Linked DNA regions of Homo sapiens: region 1 is linked to region 2. Evidence: chromatin contacts called from ENCODE Hi-C data. All regions are on one chromosome and are shown on one strand. Each heading gives the region's core, a stretch centred on a gene start or an enhancer-like site at or near the end of the contact. The rest is flanking DNA. Distances are from core to core; before and after follow the strand shown. Region 1 holds the start of INMT-MINDY4 (INMT-MINDY4 readthrough (NMD candidate)). Region 2 has its middle 38 kb from the start of MTURN.

Evidence for each region. Hi-C counts contacts between places; a loop is a spot of excess contacts on that map. Pooled maps may share reads with other maps.
Region 1: a loop to region 2 is called in a pooled map, with 2.4 times the contacts of the local background. The contact joins the promoter of INMT-MINDY4 here to the enhancer-like site in region 2. A Hi-C loop is called at or near these places in 3 of 168 maps with a recorded cell type or tissue (HCT116, K562 and PC-9), 10 of 37 single-sample maps with no recorded cell type and 17 of 50 pooled maps.

Annotation. Positions count from the first base shown.
Region 1 is chr7:30,750,763-30,753,533 of GRCh38, reverse strand. It overlaps INMT-MINDY4 (INMT-MINDY4 readthrough (NMD candidate)), which reads right to left and starts at 1,399. Exons shown (of 20, transcript NR_037598.1): 1 at 1,230-1,399. INMT (indolethylamine N-methyltransferase) reads right to left here and starts at 1,399. Exons shown (of 3, transcript NM_006774.5): 1 at 1,230-1,399. The coding sequence starts at 1,383.
Region 2 is chr7:30,171,520-30,174,345 of GRCh38, reverse strand. No RefSeq gene overlaps it. Among named protein-coding and RNA genes, the nearest start is that of MTURN, 38 kb to the right of the region's middle. Within about 2 kb of position 1,250, at least 20 of the 41 ENCODE cell types and tissues checked have a DNase peak (open chromatin) inside an H3K27ac peak, as active enhancers do.

The sequences.
Region 1 (2,771 bases), core at 150-2,649, 580 kb before region 2:
CCCTGTGTAGTGACTGCTATCACTATTTTCATTTTGCAGATTAGAAAACTGAGTCTGTAAAAGGTTAAACAATTAGCCCAATACCTTTCAGTCAAGAACATAAGCCAAGAGTATAATATTTCTGGGACAGAGAACAGAGGCCCAAGCCCTGCTCTGGGGAAGATTCGGGCTGGAGAGTTCAGAGAGGACATGCTGGGGTCAGTGGCCCTTTAAGTTTCAGGCTGACTGGGAGCTGGAAGCCTCCCCTGGAAGTCCAGCCCTTCCTGGATGGGTTTCTTGTTCCTTGGAGGAGGGAGGGGTGAAAGCATACAGGAATAGGAAGCCGGGGCTAAGGAGATGATCTGGGAAGATGGCCCCAGGAGTGAATCCAGGGTCACCTGGAAGCTGGAATGAAGCATGACTTCCAACATTCTGTCTGGAGCCCTGGCGTGGGGCCATCACTTGGCCTTCCAAGCTTGGTCACACCCAGTCCGGCTGTTCTCTGATTTCTGCCTCCCACACCGGCCTGCTCCTCCAGGCTCAGCAGCCTTTTAACCCCCTCTTATCCCACAGACCACCAGGAGACTCACCCTTACTGTTCCCCAGTCAAGTGCCTAAAGTGAGGACACGGCTGCTTGAGTTTAGAAGACACAATCAAATCATGGGGTCACCATGGGGAGGGCAGTGATCATCGGGAGACAGGCAGAAGTCACCATCCATCGTGCAGATGGCTCAGTTGAGGTCCTTGGGGTCTGAGCCCCTTGCTCAGGGTTGAGACCCCACCTAGCAATCCTTGTCCCAGGGCAGGGCTTTTCCAGGTCCTCATCACAGACACATCTAGGCTGCACACTCCGGGCACAGGCGATCCCGTCCCACTGCAACCCTGCTGTTTGCCCTTGGCCTTCTGGGGGCCCCAGAGGCCTGGCTGTGCAAGGTCAGGACTGAACTTGATGATGACCTGGAGAGCCTTTTCTGCTCCACCCCAAAGACCTAGGGGCTAATGGAGAGCAGTGTGGGAACTGCACGGGGCTGTGCTCTTCAGCTGGCACAGAGCTCCTGAGCCATGGGGAGACAGACTCAACCTCCAGCATAACAGCTGCCCAAAGAGAGGGGGCAGGGCCCCAGAAGCTCCCCCAGCCCATCCCCAAAAACCCCTAGAGGAGACCAGACTGCCCCCAGGACACCGTCTCCCCATCCCCATCCAGGTTCCTTGGAGAGAGGCTCAAGGGGAAGGGCCACCCTCTGCTCACCAGGGCCGAAGGTCTTGTGGAGACATTCCAAGTTAAACTTCAGCATCTCGGCCTCGGGTGAGGGGCTGCCATCGAAGCTGTAGTAAGTAGCCAAGTAGTCCCTGGGCAGGAAGTGCTTCTGGTACTCATCACCCCCAGTGAAGCCACCCTTCATGGTGTCCCTGAAATGTGCCCCCTCCTTGCTATCAGGTCTTATGAGGGCTCCAAGCTCTCCAGGCTCCACCCCCAGCATTCCAGCCTCATCCCATGGCTCCTCCCAAGTATGCCTTTCCTTGAGCTTCTCCTTCTAGGGGGATGCAGAAGGCAGTGCATGTCTCACCACCTCCCAGCCACACTGACACACCTGAGGTTTCCCCAACCCCAGAGCTATGACAGCTGGGGCTGCAGCCGCCCTGGCCCTGCTGCCTCTAGGGACCAACCCATGTCCGTCAAAGGCAATTGATGGTGCCCAGCCCTGGGTGCAACTCTCAGCCCTGGCAGCCACATGCTGCTCTGTGGCCTCCAAGTAGGTGTCAGACCTATGTTTCCCCACCTGCGTGCCCACTTCACTGACTGTAAGGACCAAAGTCACTCCTCTAAGTCACAGGTGTTGTGACCTGAGTGCACAGTGAGATCCCCATCTTGTCGCCTGGTGGTCACTGGGGCCCAGTGGCTCTCTCTAGGCCAGGCAGTGGGTGCAGCTTCATGCATCCCCCATCCCTGCTGGAGAACACAGTTCAGACCCCAGGAGGCAGAGCAGAATGGCTGACTTGGCATCACTGTGCAGGTCACTGGGAGAAGAGCAGAAATTGTCGTCAATCTCCATGAATGAGAACAAGGGCGCCCGGTCATAAAGCATAAACTGTCAGAGGGGTCCTGGCTTCCTGGCCACTGACTCACCTGGCTACTCCGGGTAAGACACTCCTGGCCTCAGTCTTCTCTTTGAAATGGGACTGGGTTGTAAAATCTCCCACAGACAGAAAAAAGCTCAGTCTCTGTTTTTGGCACTAGGAAATGGCTCTGACTTGGCCACAAACCGGACAGAAATGAATCCGCTACACTGGAGGTTCAGGCCTCTTGCCCTGAAAGTGGGAAGGACAGGAATGCCTTGTTCTGGCTTTAAGTAAACAAACAATTCTGAATCCACAGGGCCCAACAGATGGGTGATGCCACAGACGCAGGAACACCCAGCGGTCGTCAGGGCCTGGCTTCCAAGGGGCGGGTGCCTGGGCAGCCTCCAGGGAGGCCTGCGGCTGTCGTGCTGGCCTGCAAAAGGCATACAGAGCAGGCAGGAAACTGCAGGGCTCGCATTACATGATTGGAGGAGTGTGCAATAAAGGCACGGTGCTAACTAAGTTGTGGGCAGGGTGGAAGGAAGACATATGGTACCTCTATTAGTCAGGGTTCTTCAGAGAAAGAGAACCCAGCTTGTGTACACTGAGAGAATCAGATCTATTTTAAGTAATTGGCTTGTATAATTGTGGAGGCCAGTAAGTCCAAACTCTGAAGGGTGGGACCAGGAAAAGCCAATGTTGCAGTCCAAGTCCAAAGACCAGCTGCTGC
Region 2 (2,826 bases), core at 1-2,500:
GTGTGCCAACGCCTCCGTGCCAGTGCTGGGCATTATCAATCTTGTAACATTTGCCAGGAATGAGGCCTTATTTTAATTTGCAGTTCTCTAACAGCTAGAGAGCTTGAACACATTTTCATATATTTATTGTCCACTTGTATTTTTTATTCTATGAATTGCCTCTCTGTGTCCTTGGTTCATTTTCTTATCGGGTTATTTAATCCCAAATTACTAGTGGAAAATCTGAGGACTGGACAAATTGAATTAACTAGCTCAGAGCCCCACAGCTAGCAAGTGGTGGAGCTGGGACTAAGGCTGGCTCTGTATTTCTCTACAGTGTACACTCAACCACCAGGCTGGTTACTCTGTCTTCTCAGGTATAGCCAGAGTTAACTAATGAATGGGAACCTAAAGGCTGCCTAAAGAAGCTAGTATCACTCACCCACAGAGGGGTAGCCCTTCCTGCATTTACCTGAGACAGCCCAGCTCTCTGTTGCAGCTCTCTCGTGGGTTTTGGGTGCCACCAGCTAGGCCTCGGGAAATGGGAGGATTCCAGGGGAGGCTGGGTCTTCAGGAAGGAAAGGCCTCCCCATCAGACCTCCTGGCCAGCCACTGTGACTGTGCCCTGCAATGGCCCTGGCTGCCCGTTCTACTGCCTTTTGTGGTTACATTCCCCTAACGACTCAGGCAGCCACTGCTAAATTACCACCTATGGCTTGTGGCCATTTCCTTACTAAGCCAACTGAAGCAAGACGGTCCTGGCCTCTTGGTGCAATTCATTTTCCAAAATCCAAACCTAAAACTCCGGACTGCTCCCTGGGTTTGGCAGAGCTCAGCTGTAAACGAGGAGAGGGAACGTACAGGCAGCTGCTGCTACTGTCAACTCATCTGACATCATGCCAGGGCCGCTCTACCATTGTGTGCGACAGAACAATGCCTTCTCTGGCAGAGGAGGCTTGCAGTCTTGCCCCTTGGTGTCTGTCAGGGACTTGGCCGACTTCTCAGCAGGCCAAGAGTGCTGTGTGTGGCCCAGGAATGCCTTCTCTATAAATAGAAGTCATTTGCTGTGCTTCCAATGGGCTGGCAGCCTGAACAGCATCAGCATCATGCTGTACATTCTGCACAGGCCCAGCTGTGGGCGCAATGGTGCAAGATAAATCCGGGAGAGGAGGTGGTGCTGTTAGCAGGCAGCTGTTCAAATCCCATAGCCTGGGGCCACCACAGACCAGCACTGGCAGCTGCAGCTAGCTTCACAGGGAGTCCAGGCAAGTCAGAGATTTTGTTTGCCTGGCAAGAAAATGAATTTGAATCATCACTCGAGACTCACTGACCCATCTTGGGCACAGATTCTAGTTGTCTGTGCACACGAGTTACAATGACTTGGGCTCCCTGAAGTTAACACACACCCTGCCAGGAGGAAGGACAAGTGGAATCTGGTCCCAGTCAGAACCCAGTCTGCCACCCAGACTCTAGGAAGGTGTCAGAGCTCTATTACAGTTCTCTCAAATCCAAATTCCCATTCCCATCTTTCAGAATAGCAAGGAAATGCCAATTTCCAATGGGGTTTGAAGCAGAAGGGTCAAGTCTATGGTTAGGGTGAACACACGTGGTCACTAAGGCCTGCCTGAACAGTCACCAGGGAGAAGGGCAGGCCTGCCAGTCAGTAGAGGGAGAATGTGTCACAGCAGTAATGAGAAGGGAGGTACGAACCCAGAAGTAGGAAAGGAACACCAATTAGAATGAAGTAACTGGAAAAGGAAAGCAGATGGAAGCGAAAAACAAATAGGGTTTTGTATTAGTCAGTTCTCACTGCTATGAATAAATACCTGAGACTGGGTAATGTATGAAGGAAAGAGATTTAATTGGCTCACAGTTCCACTTACTGGGGAGGCCTCAGGAAACTTAACAACCATGGCAGAAGGCAAAGGAAAGGCAGGCACCTTCTTCACAGGGCAGCAGGACAGAGTGAGTGCCAGCAGTGGAAATGCCAGATGCTTATAAAACCATCAGATCTCATGAGACTCACTTATCATGAGAACTGCACAGGGGGGCCGCCCCCATGATCCAATTACCTCCCCCTGGTCTCGCCCTTGGCACTTAAGGATTATGGGGATTATGGGAATTACAATTCAAGATGAAATTTTGGGTGGGGGACACAGCCAGACTATATGAGGTTCTGAAGGCACAGAGTCTCGAAGGCCAGCTGCACCAACCACTTCCATGGAGTCAGTGGCCCAGCGCCAGTGGACCGACCCCGGGAGATCTTCAGGAACCTGCCCTACTCCTTTGGGGATCATGAAATCGTGGTGCCTGATGGCAGATGATGAGGATTCATCAAAGATTCTTAGATAGTGTTTGAAAAAAAGCCTCATCATTCCAGGCTTCCGGTGACTCAGAGCAGTGAGCAGGAGCCTGGATGTCCACAGTTCTAGATGTGAAAACCTAGGTGACTTCATTAAAGAAATGCCACCCCAAGCTCCCACCTCTGCCTGGGAGGCACATGGAGCATTTTTCTGCCCCTAGGCCACCCCACTGGAATGGGGCAGTTTCGGAATCTTCCCAGAGATGGTGCAGAGGCAGGCAGCCTTGGAAAAGCTACACCAGTGACCTGAAAGTGCTCTTGTGCCTGGGACAGCCTCTACCTTAGGTTGGAAAGCAGGCGGGGACACAGCACATGTTCTTGCCTTCCCACTAGAATAGTCTAGGGCTGTGTCTGCTTCATGACTTTCCAATTGGCTGATGACACTTTCTGGATGGTCATCTAGGGATCATGGGGTGGGGGCACAGAGACCTGTACCATCCACCCCCTCCAGTTCCTATTCCCTGATATACCTGAGAATCTCAGAG